Linked DNA regions of Homo sapiens: region 2 is linked to region 1. A link is a loop called in an ENCODE intact Hi-C map of the cell type or tissue named here. Cell type or tissue: ascending aorta. All regions are shown on one strand. Region 1 overlaps SLC6A17 (solute carrier family 6 member 17). Region 2 overlaps LINC01397 (long intergenic non-protein coding RNA 1397).

The links. A loop is a pair of places that touch in the nucleus more often than their neighbours do. Peaks named below come from ENCODE experiments on the same cell type or tissue, not always from the same donor. Only the 100,000 strongest peaks of a DNase experiment are listed, where the experiment ranks them.
Region 2: it touches region 1 in a loop (2.8-fold over the local background); 1 of 110 quality-filtered maps calls a loop at or near these places.

Annotation. Positions count from the first base shown.
Region 1 is chr1:110,185,205-110,190,204 of GRCh38, forward strand. The region is part of intron 6 of SLC6A17 (solute carrier family 6 member 17); the gene reads left to right. Among named protein-coding and RNA genes, the nearest start is that of SLC6A17-AS1, 19 kb to the left of the region's middle. In ascending aorta, no CTCF peak of the experiment used is centred here; DNase peaks (open chromatin) are centred at 2,187 and 2,507; H3K4me3 peaks cover 832 bases; H3K27ac peaks cover 4,350 bases.
Region 2 is chr1:110,085,579-110,090,578 of GRCh38, forward strand. The region is part of intron 1 of LINC01397 (long intergenic non-protein coding RNA 1397); the gene reads left to right. Among named protein-coding and RNA genes, the nearest start is that of LINC01397, 5.4 kb to the left of the region's middle. In ascending aorta, a CTCF peak has its summit at 2,673; a DNase peak (open chromatin) is centred at 2,672.

The sequences.
Region 1 (5,000 bases):
GGTGGACAGTGGCACCTCCCCAATGGGGTTGTCGGGAAAGTGCTTAGGACTGCTCCTGGCAAGTGGAGAGCATGTGGTAAATGTTAGCTATTATTATCCTCGTCCCTTGTGAAGGTGACACTGTTCTTGGGCAGCGGGAGCCCAGTGCTCCAGTGCCATCTGGTGCTTCGTGGCCCCGGCTGGCTCCACACCAGCAGGTGCACAGCAGTGCTGAGAAGCAAGGTGTGTGCTCCTGTCACGCATGCGCTCAGGCTAGGGCTCAGCAGCTGCTTGTGGGCTCAAAAGCATCATCATGCCCACGAGTCAAACGCCTTGATACACTTTGTTTCCCTGAGTGAGGAAGTAGTTCAGCCATCATGCTGAAGAATTGGCAGGAAGCTGTTCCTCTGTTTTAGAGCAGACACCCCGAGGAGGGGGCGAGCCGCCTTTTCTGAGGGAAAAGCCCATTGCCCATCCTCCTCTTGCAGTCACATCCTGATGCCTGGAAGGGGCGTGGGGTTTTCTGAATCTGGCCGGGGGTTCATCCTCTGTTGTTGCTTGTTAGAATCATGCACCATCACCCAGGAATCCTGGAAAGAGCCCCTTTAAATGCAAGGAACAATAAGCATTCTGTACTGAAGGTGCCAGGCTCAATTTACCCCCAGATTAGCACTGGGCATCTGTGGTCATCTCCATCAGCAAGAGTACCCCTCTGAGCTGCAGGCTGGAAGGGAGGGTGCCCAGGGACCACCTGCACCAGGCACTTTTCTCCTCAAAGGTCAAGTTCACCCTCAGATGCTTTCCTGGGCCCTATCAACATCAGATTTGGTTCCATCAATTTGCTGGGTGATACGTATGTGGGTGATAGGTATTCATTACACTATCTTCTCTGCCTTTGTACATTTTATAATAAATATTCCATAATTTTTTAGTGGAAAAAGAGCAATCTTAACAAACAAATTTTTTTTCTATCCAAAGTTGTTGAATATTCCATCCTCCAAGAAATCTCCAAGCTATATAGGGCCAGCTCTGATCTGCAGTTTGGGATTGTGGTATCCTCCCAGGAGTGGCTGCCTCCATTTATGAAATTTGACCCTGAAGTGTGACTAGGCTGAGGAATTTATTCACATCTTTATTGATCCTAAACCTTTTAGGTTTAGGGTGTGATGGAAATCTTAATGATGGTATGAATTTGGGTCTCACAGGTAGTCTGGACCTTTTTGTGAAAATGATTGACATAGATAAAAAAGGAAATAATTACCAAAAAAAAAAAAAAAGGAAAGAGAAGAGGAAAGGATAATAAAATGAAGCCAGTATTAAAATAGCCATGTTTTAGAAAGTAGAAGTTTGAAGTCCTAAGATCGTCCTCTTATTCTAGAAGACAGCATCTTAGCCCAAAAGGCTGGTACAACTTTGTAGCCCCTTGTCTGGTCCCTCCTGCTCAGCTCACAACTCATAGAAAAAGGTCAGCTTTTGTCTAGTCTCTCTCTCTCTCTCTCGCTCCCGACTCTTTCCTTCTCTCACACGTGCCAGCACTGTTCATACAAACAGGAGAGGAGATGGGCTCCACCCCTAAGCACAAAGTGTTGAAAGGAAGACGAGACACATAAACCTGTGACGTGGGTATTGACAAGAGCTGTGAGAGCTCAAGGACCAGAGGCAATTAGGAAAAACTTTAAAGAAGAAATGATATTCATGGTGGGTTTTGAGAAATTTGTAGGAGTTTACCAGAAAGTGAGTAGGAGGAAGGGAATTTCAGGAAAAAATTACAGCCTAGGCAAAGGCCAGAGGTGTGCTTTTGAAGAGGAGTAAGTTACCTGCATGTAGAATGTTCAGAACATAAAGGAATGGAAAAAGATTTTCTAGAAGACAGTGGGGAACCATCAGATATTTTTCAGCATGCAAGCGACGTGACCAGAGCTGTGTTCATCTTGTTAAAAAAAAACAAAAACAAAAACAAAAAACCACTTCAGCTAGATTAAATGTAAAAGTTTAATTGAGCAATGAACAATTCGCTAATCAGGCAGAACAATTCGCTAATCAGGCAGAACAATTCGCGAATCGGGCAGCCTTCCGAGCCAGAGTAGGTTCAGAGACTCCAGTGCAGTCATGTGATGGAAGAAGATTTATGGACAGAAAAAGGAAAGTGACTTACGGAAGATGGAAGTGAGGTGCAGAAACAGCTGGATTGGTCACAGCTTGGTGTTTGCCTTATTTGAAGTTGGTTCGAGCAGTTGACCACATTTGATTGGCCAAAACTCAGTGATTGGCACAAGGGTAGGCTACAGTCTGTTTACACCTCCACTTCTTACAGTTCATGATGTACAGAGAAACCTTTAGGCCAAACTTAAAATATCTAAGGAGGCAGCTTTAGGCTAAACTTGATTTAATAATCTCAACATACCTTCTTTTAGAAAATTTCATAATTCTTCCTAGTTAGAACTCACCAAACTGCTCAGAGCCCTCCCATGAGGTGCTGGTTTCTAGCCTAGGAGAAGCGCCCAGGCTCCAGCAGATTGTGGTAGGGCTGTTGTGATTGACATTTGCGAATACCAGAGGAGGCCAGCCAGCATGCCTTCCAGGCATAAGTCACCCTTATGCCCATTTCTGGAGCATTCTTGAAAAATTATTTTTCAAAAACTCACCCAAGAGATGGGAATTAACACAAGTCCTTTCCCAGTGGAACTATGATTGTTTTCTTCTCCTTTTCTATTCTCCAGATTTCTACTAGGCACAGTACAGGCCCCCATTTCCTTATCCACAATACCAAAATCCAAATAGCCATGAAAAACAAAAATTGGTTTGGTTTGGTTTTGATCCTCCAGAACTCACTTGGAAGCAAAATGACCTGCACAGATGTGAGGCTATTTATAGTCTTTATTGATTCACTTGGTGTGAATATTCATATTTTGCTGCAGAAATACTAACGTGTTTGATTACAGGGTGCTGCCCCAGACCCTGCTGGGGGTGATATGTAATTAAGTAGCATATGCATCACATTACCTTTCTAAAATTAAATTAGAAACAAAAGCTTGTATTCCAAAACCAGTCAGCCCCCAGGGCTTTTAGATAAGGAACCGTGGGCCTGTATTACATTTGTAAAGAAGGTAACATTTCATCTTACTTTAAAAACCAGACATCCGCCTATGCAAGGGGGTGGGCCCCCAGCAGTACAGGACAGCCCTGCCCTGTTTCTCTGGTCACCTGGCTCTCCCATGCTCCGCTGTGGCTATTTTAAACCCTTCCAATCCTTCACACCCTCTGACCTTCCTTCCGGCATACTCATCCCCAGCAGATGATTTTGCCTCCTGCTTTACAGGGAAAACAGAAGCTGCCAAGAAACTCCCTCAGATGACAGAGACAGAAACCGACCATAAAACCTGCCTGCAGCTGCCCCATCCTGTCCTCCCTCCCTCCTCTCTCAAATGAGCAGCCCAAGGGTGGTCCTATGGAGGACAGCTTCCCACCCCATCCCGATCCCTACCCTCCAGCTTTTCAAGACACTCCATTGAAAACAAAAACAAAAAAGAAATCAAGACAACATATAAAAATGCAACCCTTTGTTGATTTCATAGCCTTCTCCGGATACTGCCCTTCTCCTGATCCGAGGCTTGCTTCTCCGAGGACCTGCTTACCCACATTGCCTCCATTTCCTCCCCTCTGCCTCTCTCTTTTCTTCACTTCCCCTGGCTTCTTGCCAGGGAGCAACTCCGAGGAAGCCTCTGAAGCCCCCTGTGGCCTCCTGCGTGGACTCCCTCAGGGTCTTTCACTGGCAGCACTGACCCTTCCTCCTCCAGGCTCTGGGTTTTCCTCTTGCCTCTGCTGCTTCTCCTTCTCTGACTCCCTTTCAGGAGACTCTCCCTCTTCCCTGCATTCAGTGTTGGAGATAGGAGCAGGCTTTTGCTTCTTATCCCTCTGTAACTACAGCCACAGCCTCAGCTCCTGCCAGCACACCTGCTACTCAGAAAGTCTATCTCCAGCTTGTCTCTCTCTGGCTCCAGGCTCATCTGTCCAGCGGACCACTTGGCATTTCATTTTAGATGTCTTAAAGACACATTCAGCTCAACCTTTGTAGAACTAATGTCCTGATCCTCCCTGCCCAACACCATCAACCTGTTCCTCTCCCACTGTCCCCATCTCCACCTGCTCAGGTATGCAGGCCAGAGACATGGCCCTCACCTCGGCCTCTCCCTCTCCAGCATCTCCCATCTCCAGTCCATCCCGAAGGTCTCCTTGGTTTGTCCTGCGAAGATCTCTCCATTGGCACCACCCAGCCCCTTAGCAAAGCCACTGTCCCCTCCAGCCTGGACCCCAGAAGCCGCTTCCTCGAAGGTCTGCTGAATCCACTTATTTCTTTTGGAAATGCACATGATTGTGTCCCCACTTCTTTAAACCCCTCGGTGGCTTCTTGGGTTAGGTGCTTTCTTAGGGTGAAGACAGGATCTGTACAGGCCTTTGATCTAACTTCTCTCCTCTCCCAGCCCTACCTGTGCCACCCCCACCTCGTCCTCACTGCTTCAGCCACCCTGGCACCTTCCATTCCCTTTTACACACCATCCTCTGTCCTATCTCAGGACCTCTGTCCATGCTTCTTCCCGAATGTTCTTCCCTCCCCTTGTGGCCTCGCTTTCATCAGCTTTCAAATGTCAGCTTGAGGACCCCTTCTTCTGGGAAGCCTTGCCTGGCCTCCCAACTTGTTCAGATCCCCTTCTTATGGGCTCTCCAAGCACTGGGTGCCCAGCCTTCACAGCCCTTGTCACATTTGCAATTTAGCATTTGTTCGTGGGATCATTTGACCAATGTGTCTCTCTCCAACTAGAATGTAAACTTGGAGAGCCTGATTGCTTCTATTCCCCATGGCCTCTGCATCGCCTAGCACCAGGCCTGGCCCACAGCAGGTGCTCAGAGATTGATGGATGAGTGGCTACATGTCATTGCCACAGGGAGGCCTTGACACCTTATACCTAATAAGTACACAGGGGTGGGCTGGGGAGAGGGTCTCCTCATAGATGCCAAGGGGC
Region 2 (5,000 bases), 100 kb before region 1:
GAATACAAAATATAAAGACAGACACAATGCTGAAATACACAAAAGGGATGGAAATTCACAAAATAAAAGATTCTGAGAGGGAAACAGTACAGAGAAAAAGGACAGAAAGAGATGGAATACTGTTAGAAAAAGAGAGAGGACGGGAGAAGAGACAAATGGAAGGAGAAAGAGTAGGTACAAAAAGATGTGGGAGAAGAAAAGCATCAAGAGAGACGAAGAGATAAAGAACCCCAGCCCAGACTAGGGGGAGGGAGGAAAGTATAGAAGCCTTGGAAACTGGGAGCCTCCCCACGACCAGGCACCTCCCCAGGGCCTTGCTTCTCAGGTTTCCCCAGTGCAAGGAAAATCCAGGGAAGCCTTTGTGGGCGCCGTTTGTTTGCTCCAGACCTGGATCTGATGATGCTGTTGATTTGGTTTTTAAACAGTGGGTTTGCAGCCTTCTGGGCTGGGGCAGGGGTCTGCTAGCCATACTTAAACCTGAAGATTGGATTGAATTTCGGCCACTTTGATGGTCCTGTAATCGTCTCCCAGTTTTCTAATTTCCAGTCCCCTCCACCCGGCTGGGGGTTGGAAGGGGACTTTAAAAACGCCTTTGATAACGTCTCACAGTTACATATTTCTATAACAATTTTCTCTACCAGATTGTTATGTTTGATGTAGCCCCAGATGTTCTGGGGGAGAAAAAGGGAACCAGTTCCCTCTGTCCCAGCCTGCCAGGCACGGGAAACAGGCGTGGGGAGGCAAACTCAAGTGCTGCAGGACGAGACCCTCCTCCAGCATTCGTCTCTCCTGCCACCCCTACTGCCAGCTCTTCCTCAGCCACACTTTGACTCTTTCACAGGGCCAGAGACCCATCCTGTGCATGCAGCTGTGGTACCACTGGAGCCCTAGATGTCTCTTTTCACCAAATCTTCCTTTTCCTGGATCCCCTTCTATTCTTTCTGCATGGTGACAGTTTGCAGTATATAAACTTCATGCTAATGTCATAGTAGGTCAAATTGGTTCCAGCTGCTCTCCTGGAGACACAGCGGCGTCCTAAGGAGCACCAGAAGACCTTTCTTTCTTCCTCAAACATTTATGGAACGTTACTATGGGAAGGCACTGAGATGGATGCCAAAGTCAGTTAAACATCTCCCACCCTGGAGCTGTGCAGTGTCTACACCACTGGGGAAATGAGACATGTATGTCAGGAACTTAGGCAGAAGCCTGAGTGAGTGTGAAGGATGCAGGAGAGAGAGAGATAAACAAGTGGCTACAGCGTTCAAGGGCAATGAGATGACTCTGGCTGGAGACATCTGAGAAAGCTGTGTGGAGGAAGTAGTGTTTGCTCTGGGTCCTGAAGGACATGCAGGGTTAGGCTGCATGGTGATGGGGAATGTTAGACACTGTGGTAGGCTGATGGGGAGGATATCCTGAGGCAGAGACACTTTCTAGTGCCCCCTCCCCAAACCTGACCTGAGTGGTGGTTGGAACAAGTTCATCTCCTTCAGTACATTTCACCCAACATTTGTTGAAATGAGTAACCAAACTGGGCACGTGTTGGTCACTGGGCATAGGAATGGAGGAAACAGATTCCTGCCTTCCTGGCTCCTGATGGTGTAGATCGCATTCCACAAATCTGCCAGGGGCTAGTCAGGGCTGCTGGGGCAGTGGACGGGGAGGCCAAGTAGACAGTGGGCAGGCCCCACCTCCACTTCAGCCAGACCAGTTTCACTTTTTCATTTTTCATGTACTGGGTTTCCATGAGGAGTTTCCTTTGGACGAAAAGGGTGGTTTTGTGGCAGAGAGAGAGTGAAAGAAGGAAAAGCCCTGGTTCACAGGCACCTGTGCAGTATGAAAACTAAGTGAATAATCTCTGGTTCACAGGCACCTGTGCAGTATGAAAACTAAGTGAATAATCTCTGGTTCACAGGCACCTGTGCAGTATGAAAACTAAGTGAATAATCCCTGGTTCACAGGCACCTGTGCATTATGAAAACTAAGTGAATAATCCCTGGTTCACAGGCACCTGTGCACTATGAAAACTAAATGAATAATCTCTGGTTCACAGGGGCCTGTGCATTATGAAAACTAAGTGAATAATCCCTGCTTCACGGGCGCCTGTGCACTATGAAAACTACCTAAGTGAATAATCACTGGTTCACGGGCACCTGTGCATTATGAAAACTAAGTGAATAATGCCTGGTTCACAGGCACCTGTGCACTATGAAAGCTAAGTGAATAATGCCTGGTTCACAGGCGCCTGTGCACTATGAAAACTACCTAAGTGAATACTTAACGAAAGATTGAGAGCCTGTCAGTAACCAAAGACTATGATTAAGCCATAATCCAATTCTGGACACCTGAGTTTCCATTTACCCCTCCCGCCCTCCACCACGTCCCCCTACCCTGTCCCAGGGTGTCTTCTGTGCCTTTCCTGTGTGTCTGTGGCCTGTGGATAGAGAGTGTACCGGATCGCATGCTACCCTTTTCTCTGGCATGGTCTTCCCGAGTCCTGCTCTTTTCTCCCACGCCCCAGCTGGTTGGGAGTGGCTGGGTTCCAGCTATTCCCAGAACACTCAGGAATCCCATCCTAATGATATCTCAAAGCCAGACCCCAAAGACGGGCGTCCACTGGGCTGAGCTCATACTCCCTCTTCTGTAATATCCCATGAGTTGCAATATGATAAAACGCCACCAGGGTGCAGGACAGAAACATGGGGCTCTGCTGTCTGAGGGCCAGGCTTATTTTCCACATAAAGGGTGGAGAGCTTACTGTAAGCACTGCCCTGTGGCCCCCACCTGCAAGAAGCTTATGGTCCCTCAGTGGCTTCAATGATACAATCCCCTACTCCTTAACTGGGGAGAGGAGTCTGTTGGAGTTGTAGCTGGAACCCCAAGTCTCTTCCAGCACTGCTCCACTTCCTTGCCCCCACAGCACGTCTCTGTGTGTTTCACCTACTTAGCTTCTGCCCAGGGTCCCCACTGGCTTCTCCACTGGCAAGGACCGAGGCCGAAGGAGCCTAGGCTTGGCTCTGCCTCCGCAAGAAGCCCCCAGGCACACATGAGGCATATTGACTCTTGTGGCTTCTCTTCATGTGGGACCTCTGAGGGAACAGGATGCTGGAGCCCAAGGCCAAGGCCTCTCTGCTCAGGGAAGACAAACCAGCTCCTGTCCCACTCCTCCATCCTGGGGACCCCCACCCCCACGCTAGACTGGGGTCTGCCCACAGGCCTGCCTACTTTCCCCAGCTGAGGAGAGGACAGGTCAGCCCCACTGTGCTGGGGCAGGGAGAATGCTGCTTGACAATGAGGCGTGCCCTGCGCATATGGGTGGGTGCTGGCAGTGGTGGCGGGAGGCTGCGAGCATTGACAGGTGACCGAGGGACCCCCATCTCCAGCTGGCCCTCAACACCTTAGCTCCTCAACCAAAAGACATGTATTAAGCACCTCCCTGCACAGGGCCCTATGCAAGGCACCATGGCAGGTGGGACAGTGATTTAGACACCATCCCCACGTGTGTCTGTGGACCCCACACGGGTGCTCTCATCTGACTCTGGCAGGCAGTTCTGTGTGTGGACCACCTAAGACTGTTGAGGGAGGGCTCCCTAGAAACATGCCCCGGGGGATGGGCTGGTGGGGCAGGCAGCAGGGGAGTAAGTGTCCCTTGTGGCTTTGAAGGAAGCATAATCTCCAAGCTCTGGGATAGCAGAGAGCATGCCTGTCGTTTCACTGCTGAATTCCCAGAGCCTGGCAGCAGGCCTGACACACAGTAGGCATTTTGTTAATGTTTGCTGAATGAATAACTAAGGGGGAGAAGTAAGAAGGCATTGAGACAAGGTGGTGGTTGAGCCTGGGACTCTGGAGGGGGTGCAGGTGGCTGGGTTCTGACAGTCCCCTAGCCAGGGCTGCTTCCTGGGTGACCAACCATCCCAGTATTTAATGGGAACTTCTGTGTCCTGGGAGGCTTCTCAGTCTGGGGCAAGCCTGGGTGGCTGGTCACCCTGCTGCTCCTCCCCTTGGGAATGGGCCATACAGTCAGTGCTCCCAGCCCTTTCCCTCCCTGGCCCTTCCTCCACACCCCCTTTCTCTTTCTTCCCTGCCCAGCGGGGTCTCCTCTCAGGAGACCTAGCCTAGCCTTGCCCCAGCCACAACCCCCCAGCCTGACCTCCGGGGCTGCCACTTCCCTTTCACTCGGCTACTCCTGATAAGGAGACTGGAAACAGGTTTGCCCTTTCACCTCTGCATATCTCTCCTCCAGCCTGCGGGTCCTCACATCCTGGGTCATATCCTGCGGGGGCCTGTGCACCACTGCATCAACCCCTGCTCACTTGCAGGCTACCAGCCCGAAGCTTTAGGTGGGAGAGGAGTGTGGGATGAGGGGCAGCAAGGCCATAGCCCTTGGGAGATGGGCCTCTCCTGTCTTGGCTGAGGACAGTCCAGGGGCCTGCTCCCAGGGCACAAAAGCTGGCTGGATAGGAGGGCTGAGCTGACTGATCCCTCCCTGGGATTTTGACTGACATTCTTGATGGAATTGACCGGATGTTTCTCCTTCACAAGAGACACAGCCTTAGGCAGGACAGCTGTGCCTTCCTCAGCCCAGCTGCAGCTGGAGGTGCTGAGAACCCAGAACCCACACTTCCTACTTTTGGTATAACATTGCTGGGCCAAAAGGTCTCCTGAGAAGGGCTGTGGGGGCTTCCACAGGGTCCTGGAGAGGCCGCAGGAGTCGCATCTGATTATCTCCTGACCTCATTCCTCCGGAGCTTTTGTCTCTGCTTGTGTCTGTGGACCCCACACGGGTGCACTCATCTGACTCTGGCAGGCAATTCTGTGTGTGGACCACCTAAGACTCAGAGACCCCTCAGGGTCGGCCCTAGGCCAGGCACTGAAACGTGCCAAAACCCACTCATTTTTGCAGAGTGCACCATCTGGGAACACTGCTGTCCAGAACTTCTACTCCCGTCAGAATGTGATCAGTTGCAGCTATTCTTTAAAAGAGTAATCAGTAATCTTTGCTG